Regions from separate parts of the Homo sapiens genome. Here all the other regions are linked to region 1. Evidence: chromatin contacts called from ENCODE Hi-C or POLR2A ChIA-PET data. All regions are on one chromosome and are shown on one strand. Each heading gives the region's core, a stretch centred on a gene start or an enhancer-like site at or near the end of the contact. The rest is flanking DNA. Distances are from core to core; before and after follow the strand shown. Region 1 overlaps CLIC5 (chloride intracellular channel 5). Region 2 overlaps CLIC5 (chloride intracellular channel 5). Region 3 overlaps CLIC5 (chloride intracellular channel 5).

Evidence for each region. Hi-C counts contacts between places; a loop is a spot of excess contacts on that map. ChIA-PET counts read pairs that join two places held with the same protein, here RNA polymerase II (POLR2A). Pooled maps may share reads with other maps.
Region 2: a pooled map of heart right ventricle shows a loop between it and region 1 (2.9-fold over the local background). The contact joins two enhancer-like sites. A Hi-C loop is called at or near these places in 1 of 168 maps with a recorded cell type or tissue (endothelial cell of hepatic sinusoid) and 2 of 50 pooled maps. POLR2A ChIA-PET finds 5 or more read pairs at or near these places in 1 of 52 experiments (activated CD4-positive, alpha-beta T cell).
Region 3: a loop to region 1 is called in a map of psoas muscle, with 1.9 times the contacts of the local background. The contact joins two enhancer-like sites. A Hi-C loop is called at or near these places in 1 of 168 maps with a recorded cell type or tissue (psoas muscle). POLR2A ChIA-PET finds 5 or more read pairs at or near these places in 4 of 52 experiments (IMR-90, MCF 10A, activated CD4-positive, alpha-beta T cell and 1 more).

Annotation. Positions count from the first base shown.
Region 1 is chr6:45,987,067-45,990,343 of GRCh38, forward strand. All of the region lies in intron 1 of CLIC5 (chloride intracellular channel 5), which reads right to left. Among named protein-coding and RNA genes, the nearest start is that of CLIC5, 27 kb to the right of the region's middle. Within about 2 kb of position 1,730, at least 7 of the 41 ENCODE cell types and tissues checked have a DNase peak (open chromatin) inside an H3K27ac peak, as active enhancers do.
Region 2 is chr6:45,928,898-45,932,174 of GRCh38, forward strand. All of the region lies in intron 4 of CLIC5 (chloride intracellular channel 5), which reads right to left. Among named protein-coding and RNA genes, the nearest start is that of CLIC5, 85 kb to the right of the region's middle. Within about 2 kb of position 1,739, at least 4 of the 41 ENCODE cell types and tissues checked have a DNase peak (open chromatin) inside an H3K27ac peak, as active enhancers do.
Region 3 is chr6:45,950,958-45,954,234 of GRCh38, forward strand. The region is part of intron 2 of CLIC5 (chloride intracellular channel 5); the gene reads right to left. Among named protein-coding and RNA genes, the nearest start is that of CLIC5, 63 kb to the right of the region's middle. Within about 2 kb of position 1,812, at least 4 of the 41 ENCODE cell types and tissues checked have a DNase peak (open chromatin) inside an H3K27ac peak, as active enhancers do.

The sequences.
Region 1 (3,277 bases), core at 480-2,979:
AGCCACTGGAAGATGCTGAGAATAGCAACATGAGTGGCACTGTGGACTTAACCCAAGCATTTGACCCCATTAACTTAGTTGGTATGTGGGAAGCTCTGCAAAATGTTTGCTTCCTAGAGACACTTATTAACATCACTTCTCACTCTACAAAACCTTTCCTGATAATTGTCCTGCCAGAAGTTATGGCCCCTCCCTCTGAACTCAACATTCAGCATGCTTTTCTGCTGCCCTTTAAAGTTAGATTCCAGTTGGTGTGCACACCTAAGCTCTATCTCTTCTGCTAAACTGTGGTCTCCATTGGAGAAAGAAACATGTTGTACACATGTCTATATTCTCTACAGTGCCTTATAGACAGATGAAATCCAGAAAGTGTTTATTGTTTTGTTAGCTGACAGTCAGGGTTGACCTGTGAGGGAACTATAAGATAGATTTTTGTATCGTTGTTATAATCACAACACCAAAGTCTTAGCCTGTTCAGCCTGCCATAACAAAATCCTGTAGATTGTGTGGCTTAAATAACAACAAAAGAATTATTTTTCACAGTTCTGGAAGCTGGGAAATCCAAGATCAAGATGCCGGCTAATTTGATTGCTGTGGGGGCCTTCTTCCTGGTGTGCAGATGGCTGCCTTCCGGCTCTGTCCTCACTTGGTAGACAGAGGGAGAAGGAGAGGGAGAGAGAGAGAGAATATCTCTCTTCCTCTTGTTATAAATCCCCCAATCCTATTGGATTAGGGCTACACTCTTATGACTTCATTTAACCTTAATTATTTCCTAAAAGCACTATCTCCAGATACAGTCACATTGAGGATTAGGATTTCAACATATGAATTGGTGAGCACAATTTAGTCAACTGCATTCTGTCCCTGGCCCCCCAAAGTTCATGGCCTTCTCACATGCAATATGCATTTATTCCACCCCAACAGCCCTAAAAGTCTTAACTCATTCCAGTGTCAATTCTAAAGTCTAAAGTCCAAAGTCCCATCTAAATATCATCTATATCAGGTAAGGGTGAGGCCTGAGGTGTGACTCAACCTGAGGCAAAATTCCTTCGCAGCTGTGAACCTGTGAAATCAGACACATTACATGCTTCCAAAATGTAATGTTGGGATAGGCATAGGATAAACATTACAAAAAGGAGAAATTGGAAAGAAGAGAGGGGTGATGGGTCCCAAGCAAGTCCAAAACCTAGCAAGGCAAATTTTATTAGATCTTAAGGTCTGAGAATAGTCCTTTTTAGTTTGATATCCCACCTTCTTAGCCTGCTGGGGTGGCAGTTCTGCCCCCATGACTCTGCCAAGTCAGGTTTTCAATTGATTAAGTCTCAGCCACGTTAGGGAGGGCAATCTATTTTTTCTCAGTCCACTAATTCAAATGTTAAGCTCACAGATACACTCAGGATAATGTTTGATCAACTATCTGGGCCTCCTATGGCCCAGTCAAGTTGACATGAATTAACCATCACAAGGGGCTTTAGGAATCATCTGATCCAGCCATCTCTCCAAAGCATGAATCCCTGTGGCTACTTGCCATTAAAAAACCTGAGGAGATTCATGCCACGCTTAACTATTATCCTTGTTTTAGCAGGGTTCTATTAAATTGCCTTCAAAGGTTAAGTTTAGATTAAAATTAGAAAGAGTATGAAATCACAGCATAAGCATTTTGAGAACAAAGGCTGCTGCTGACTTCTCAAGTTCCTCCCTTGCGCTTTGTGGTGCTGGCCCAGCCAATAGTGTGAGCACAGGAGGGCAGATCCTTTCCAGGTCAAGACAAATGGGGTTTCTGCCAGACTCCGACCTCTGGCAGGCTCAGTGCAGCTGCAGCCACTGGCAGAGGGGGAATGACCTGGGGAGAAAGCTAAAGGCCAGTCTCAGTCTATGAGGCTTGGGTTCTGAATACAGAGGGTCAGTACCTAGGGTCCAAGGCTCTCCCCTTCCCAGGTAGCAGCATGACTCTTCTGCCCCCATGGCTAGAACTGCTCTGTAGCCTGGAAGTGCTGATGTGCAGGATTCTGTCTGCCTTTCTAGGCTGCATTTGACATCCATTTGAATCTTGTTTCACTCTTGTCAAAATGTTGGGAGGAGGAAGAGACACACAACAGGATTGACTCTGACATTAAGTACTCTCCCCACCCCCACCGATGCTTTCCAGGTGGTGTTTTAGGAGAACATTGTCTCCTTTCCTGATTGTCATCACTAAGACCTGAGACACCCTTTTCCAGCTTCTCTGACAATTAGCCTCAGCATCCTGTGGAAGCTGTAGAGCTCTATAAATATTCTCATTCCTGATATTATCTCTGTAAAAAAGGTGATATCATTTTGGCTAGGAAAAGTCAGAATTGCTTTGAAATTTTGGTAAAAACATTAAGAAAAATCCCCAAATTGAAATGTAGATCAATGGAAGTAGTTTTCTAGATTCACCAGTTTTCTATGGTGATAATATTACTGTTTGACCAGTATCTCCAGTGCTGCCCTTACAACATCGTACTCATGACGTTAATAAGCACGTAAGTCAGGTAATATAGTTTAATTTGAATGGTCAAGTGAGAAAGGCCCACCTTGCTCTTTATAGCAATCTCTGCAGTGGTTCTGTTTTGTAAATAGGGAATATTAAAATTTACCAGAAGTTAGCTGGGGCAAGGTAGGCATCCCATTAAAGATACCAAAATTCCCCAATGGGCAGAGTTGCAGGGAAAATAATATCTGCCCTTTAGAATAGGAGGCAATAGTGAAAACCCCACCCCTGGGCTAGCAATTTGAGGAACTTCACCATCAGGACATTGATGGCTAAACTCTGGGTCTAACTCCTGGGTGTTTCTGTGTATCTATGATGGGATTCATCTCACATCCATGCACTCTCTCCAGCGACGTCTCCATCCATATATGCATCTTTGTTCTTGAGAGGGAAGTGTAGAATAGGAGCTTGGAAGTGAATCCCTATGCACAAGACCCTGCTTTTCCTCTGAACCAGGCAACCTTGGGGAAGACATGGAGTTTCTCCCTGAAACTCTTCTCCTCATCTGGAAAGTTGGGTCATGTGAACAGGGTTGTTAGGACAATTAAATTATATAATTATTCAAATATTCTTTTTAGGCTACTGTGTGTTTTACAAATGAAAGGTATTGTTAAGATCAAACAAAACAAGGTAGACTTTTTGCACTCATCTGAATGCTTCACCCTCTGATTCACTGTAGGCAGCACCAATGCCCTATTACTTTTTAAAGTGGTTTCCATTCATGTTTAAGTCACTAGTTTCCATTCCAGCAATAGGTCAGTGAGT
Region 2 (3,277 bases), core at 489-2,988, 58 kb before region 1:
AAGAACATTTAACTCATGTGCAAATCAGTTATTTAACGTTCCTTTATTCCCCAGGTCTTGATCTGCATCCAGGCCAGGCCAGGAGAACTCATTCTGGTCAGACAGCGGGAAATTCCACCACATGGAATGGTGTTGGTGGTCTCCGCTCTACTCCAGTCCAGGAGCCCACACAGCAAAATTCCACTAATGAATGCGCCCACCCACGCAGGGCCCAGCTCTCCCCACCCCCTTCTCCCCATGCCTGCCCCATTCAACAGGCCACGCCACCACCAACCGCCTTCCTTACAACTGCCCAAGGATTCGTTTCAGGAGCAAGATTTGTTAAATTATAAATTGGAAGCATCCACCTCAATAATGAACCAAATCAAAGACCCTCTGGAGGAATCCCTCAGGCAGCTCATGGGAGGGACCAGAGGAAGCATTTGCCCACTCCTCTCCCTCCTGCCCTCAGCCCCAAGGACCCTCCATGAGGGAGGAGACGAGGACATGCAAGTGCAGAGCCCACCAGACCTCCGAGGTGGGTCCCACCGAGCCTAGGTTATTTGTTTTTCCTTACAAGAATGCTAGTCAAAGCAAAACTTTAACCCAACAAACCAACAAACAAAATACCCCTAGTTGGCTATTTGCACACAGGGGTTGCCAAGGAAGGCAGCCTGAAGGGTCCCTTTGTGACCAGAGGCGTTTTTGAAAGGAGACAGCAATGGCTGCTTTATGAGGAAGTGGTGAGACGGTCACATGTTATCCGCATTGCTGTGGAGGTCGGCCTGACCACCCAGGAGCCTTCACCAAGATGGCCTGATAACAGCCCACCGTGGGGCTCCCAGGCCTCTGCAGCGGTCTTCCTGGGACCCAACTGTCCTCCAAAAGAACTGCTTCCAACAGAGTAGACATGGAGCCCCACGGCCACCTAAGTGACTCTGTTTCTGAGCATGCTACAGGGTAATTAGGTTTCACATTCCTGCTGCTTTTTACACACGGCCTTAGCTTTCTCATCAGGCCTGTGGCAGAGCACAAGGCAGAATGAGAAGGGGGGTGCCGCATCCATCCCCTGGATGGCCAGGCCCTCCAGACAGGGCCACTGTGACACGGGGGCTGGGGGCTGGGAGGGAGGAAGGGGAGAAGGCATGAAGCGCCTTATGATTGAAGTGGCTTGGAATAATAAATATACACACTCTTTTTTAAACGTGGCTCACCACATCCTGGGAATCTGGAAAAAATGCCCCACTTCACTGTCCCTCACCCTCCTCCCCACCTACCCCCCAGCAGCAGTGGCTTTCATGACGCCTGGGGGAAAGCACAGGGCCTTTGATAATAAGGGGCTTGTTAGTTCTAGGCTAACAGCCCTCCCAGGCCGCTCTGAATCCTTTCAAGCACTTTTTTATTTTAGGTCAAGGAAGTTCGTAAATGTAAAGACTCGAGATTGTAGAAGGAGAAGAGGAAAGGGAGAAAGAAGCATTTGGGGGTAGTTGTCATTGGGAGGGGCAGCCAGGGACCTCCTATGGTAGATCCGTCAGGCCTGGTGGACATGCCCTTCCCTTGGTGTGGGGGACAGATAATGGAAGGTGGCTTTGAGCCTTGAAGAAGACCTAGCCTTGTTTGAACCGTCTAAGCTTTGGCTTAGATAAAACTGAATCTTTGTATAGGAAGACCCTTTCGAATCCACAGGCCTTGAATAAATCACATCAGCTGGCTCTGGCGACGATTCCTCTGCCTGCCAGAAGAGGGCAGCACATGCTTCCTCATTACAGGGAAAGCTGGGCTGCCCAGTCCAAAGGGTGGACACTAGGTATGGAGGCGGGGGGAGCACTGTGAAATTAATAGCAGCAGCAGCAACAGCAGCAGCAATAGCTATCACATATTGGTGCCTACTGTGTGCCAGGAACTGTCCTAAGTGATTTATATGCATTAATTCATCTAATTAACATGACAAATCTTCAAGAGAGGGTGCTATTACAATCTCCATATTACCGTTGAGGAGGCTGAGGCATACTGAAATTAACAGAACTTGCTATTGTAGCCACGGACTGCCTAAGATTGAGGTCAGCAAATTACAGTCCAAGGACTAAATCCAGTTCACTGCCTACTTTCATGCTGCCCTCAAGCTAAGTATTGTTTTGTGTTTTACATTTTTGCATGGTTGGAAAAAAGTCAAAAGAAGAATAATATTTCATGAAGTGAGAATGATGTGAAATTCAAATTTCAGTGTCCACGAATGATGTTTTATTGGAACACAGCCCTATTTATTTGTTTACATATTATCTGTGGCTGCTTTATGATTCCTGCAGCAGAATTGAGCAGAGTCTGGTAGAGGCTATGTAGCTTGCAAAGCCTAAACTATTTACTATCTGACCCTATATAGAGAAAGTTTGCCAAGCCCTGACTTATGAGGAAGAGCTACCTGTTTCCAGGCAAGAGGGACAGAGAACAGAGTTGCTATTTACTGGAAATGGAGCTAGTATCGCTATCCCAGGGCAATTTAGAAGCAATGTTGAACTTGATTCACTTTTTTTCCAACAGGGCAGCTCAAGGTCAAGCAAAAGGAGGGTCTGACATGTCACTGAATAGCCTCAAGGAAGTAATAAAAGGTTAGATCTGGAAAGGACTGTGAAAGTCCACTATTATGTCTCAAGTCTAAGGTGCACATTTTTTTCACTCTTTAACATCTGTGAAATCAGGCAATGTCTTACAATCAAAATATGAGAGGTTAAGTGAAAACACTTTGTTTAAGTGATAGCATTTTGTTGTTGTTTCTTAGAGGTTTGTTTGTTTGTTTGTTTTTGAGATGGAATCTTGCTCTGTCACCCAGGCTAAAGTGCAGTGGCATGATCTTGGCTCACTGCGACCTCTGCCTCCCGGGTTTAAGTGGTTCTCCTGCCTCAGCCTCCCAACTAGCTGGAATTACAGGTGTGCGCCACCATGCTCGGCTAATTTTTTTGTAGTTTTAGTAGAGACTGGGTTTTGCCATTTGGCCAGGCTGATCTCAAACTCCTGACCTCAAGTGATCTGCCCACCTCGGCCTCCCAAAGTGCTGGGATTATAGGTGTGTGCCACTGTGCCCAGCCAGTATTTAAAATAATAGTGTCGTACAATCAATGACACCTTAGATTAGGCAGTTCCTGCCTCCAAAGATCCAGCCTCTTTTTGGTCCTTTCTGTTGATGGGATACTCACTTCTTTTGCTGGCAGTCCATTCTACAGATTTAATTTTAAAGTTTCTTTTCTTTTTTCTTTTTAGACGGAGTCTCATTCTGTCGCCAGGCTGGAGTGCAGTGGCACCA
Region 3 (3,277 bases), core at 562-3,061, 36 kb before region 1:
TACTTAAATGTTATCTTAAGTTAAAAACAATTTATTTTCTAAGTAAATGCAACTTCTGCTTTGTGATGGGATTCAAATAGATCACTTGATTTATGAAAGTTATTTCTTCTTATAGCAAACTTTGCTGGGCCCAGTAGGATCTTTTAGGTAACACATACATATATATGTAATAGGCAGCAAATTTGCTCCCTAAGAAGACAGAAAGCTCTTTGGTGTGCCTGTTAGTTTCTGGGTCAGACACTTAAAGAAATCCAAGATAACCAAAGCAACAGTGCATTTCTCCCCCCTGGGAAAGAGGAGACCCAAGAGTCCTAAATTATCCTGAAAGAAAGGCCTAGATGATGGAGAAGTGGGTGAAATTCTGGAACGCAGTCCCAATTGAATGAATGAACAATTAATTAACTGAACAATTAATTGAACTTCCTGCACTTAGCCCACAGCAGTGCTAAGTGGCATTTCTGGCGTGCACTGGGGAGCACACTGACTACCTGCAGGAAGGCCAAGTGCAGTGGAAAGGAAAGTGGCCTTGTGTTTGACACGGCTAGGTCCTGTTAATATCCAGGAGTGTGCTTCTGTGTCTGCGCCAGCTGGTCAGAATGCAAGAGCAAGAATGGAGCAAAATGAGGGGGAAGAAGGTTTGGCAGATTGGGGAAAATGGGAAAGGGGAGGGTTACACTAAAAATGTTTAGGGAAGAGGAGGGAAAATGGTGGCGACTTCCAAGACGGTGCTGGGATTCACCCCAAATGCTCTCTCTGAGAATGCCACATTTCTTGTGGGAGTCGGGAGTGGAAAACATTAAACGCAGAAACTGTAAAAAAAGTAAACAGTGGGAGTAGAGGAGTCTGTAATGAAACAAATTCCTGGCGTAATCAGTTTGGGAGGGGAAGAGAAGAATTTCAATTACTGTGCTACTCCCATGTCCCTCCCCAAACACACACACTCTCCAGCTGCATTCTGAGGCACTTGGAACTCAGACAACTGAGACGGAAAGTATTTTTAAAATCTAATTTACTTAGTCCCTTTATTTACTTTGTGCATGTCCCTCATTTTAGACAATGAAAGGACATTCTTTATTTGCTCCTGTTTTTTAGAGCTGACACAAGGCAGCAACGTGTGTGCTCTCAGTCACCTCTCTGTGGCTTACAGATACAGGAATGTGTGGTGGTGGTGATGGTGGTGGTGGTGGGTTTTTTCCTGGGATTCTGGAGAATTGTGGCCACTGGAGTCAGACGCCCTTGGGAAGTACTGCCTATGGCCACCGACGCTTAGCTAGAGTTGCAGCCCTCTGTCTTTGTTGACCCTGCTTCAGTATTTATAGTTGAGACTATATCATTAGCATTGGATGACGTATTGCCAGGTATGATTTATGAATTATGTAATGAGGATCGGTCTTCTTTTCCTTACTGGATTGCCAGCTCCATGAACCCAGTGATAATTCTAAGAATAACCAACATGCAACGAGTTCTTGCTATGAGTCAGGTACAGGACCAATTGCAAATGTTTTACATGGCCTGCCTCGATAAATTCTCACAATAATCCTATTGATTAAGAAGACACTGTCTCCATTGTACAGATGAGGAAACTGAGGCTCTGAAAAGTTCAAGATTATTCAGTCACTAAAGTGTAGTGCCAGGAAAATAAATCAGTTTTCTTAGAAATTAATGTGTGTGTTCATGGGTAGAGGGGGCAGTAAGAAAGTTTCCTTATCTGTAAAAATGGAGTGGTGCTACATGCCTGGTCTACGTCAAAGGGGTGTTGGCTGGACCAGGTGTGATCATGTGAAGGAGGAACCAAACCATCTGAAGCACGCGGGCAGGGGTGGTTCCCTCTCCCACTCTCTTCTCCAGCAAACATACAAGTCCTCTCTCACACATGGTAATCCAAACACCTCCAATTCTGCACTGAAGGAAGCTGCTTTTTCATAAGTCTGCTGCTCTCTTTAGTTATCACAGACATTAATTGCATAGTGGATGCAAGTTCATTTATTTGACAGATAGTATTTGAGGACCTGTGAAAAACTAGTTTCTATGGAGGATACAAACAAACTTAAAACACGATTCCAGTCTGTCCTTGAGGGATTGAAGGTCTCATTTGAAAGATGAAACAAACTTCATAACTGAGGTATTATGAAGAGCATAGTATTTGAACCAAGCAGATGGCGTTTAGCCCCTCTAATTTCTAGTTGGCATCTTGGGCGAGTCTCATATATATCTGTCTCAGTTATTTCTCAAATAACACGGAGAAGTAAGACCTCCTTCACAGGATTATACATTATGTGATTTTTTTTTAATGAGAAAGCATTTACCAGTTGTAAAGCATTAGGGGTGCAGACCTCAGAACTTGATGAAACACTAAATCACGACACAAGGCAACATAGACAACAGGTGCTGGGTGAGTCTGGAGGGAGGTTGGGTTGACAGGTGTGCTTGTATGAGTGTGGTGGGATGGGTATGAGTAGGCCTTACAGAGGGGATGGGCTGAAGCTGAGCCTGGGGCCAGGGACAAGAAGGAAGAGAGGGCCTGTTTTAGACAGAGGATGCAGTTCTGCCAAGGGATGGAGGCTCAAAGGAAGAAGAACAGCAGAAGGCAGGCCAGCCTGACAGAGTAGACAGGTCACGGTGAGAAGTGTTGGGAAAGAGTGTTGGGAAGAATGAAGGAAAAGACAAATCGGGGCTTCGGATGCATCAAGTCCATGGACAATGGGAAACATCAAAGGTTTCCTGTGCATGAAAGTGGCCTGATTAAAGCATTATTTTAGGAATAATAACCTTAGAATCACATAAAGGATGGGTCAGAGAGAGAGAAAAAGAGAATGTGTGAACCTGGAAAGATGAAGACCAGTTTGAAGAACAATGAGACTCTCAGGGTGGCAGTGGTGAGACTTGAACCAGTTGTAGGCTTTGAGAATGAAAAAGAGAGTTTGGAGGAAGAGAGAGTGCAATAGGAGAATGCTCTAGACTTGGCTACTGATCAACAATGAAGGCAGCAATAGAAAGGAGCAGGAAGTGTTTAGTGCCTAGAAAATAGAAGAAAAAGACCAGGAGCAGTGGCTCACGTCTGTAATCCCAGCACTTTGGGAGGTCGAGGTGGGTGGATCACAAGGTCAGGAGTTCAAGACCAGCCTGGCCAAGATGGTGAAACCCCGTCTCTACTAAAAATACAAAAATTAGCCTGTCATGGTGGCATGTTTCTGTAATCCCAGCTACTCGGGAGGCTGAGGCAGAGAATTGCTTAAACCCAGGAGGCAGAGGTTGCAGTGAGCTAAGATCGTACCAC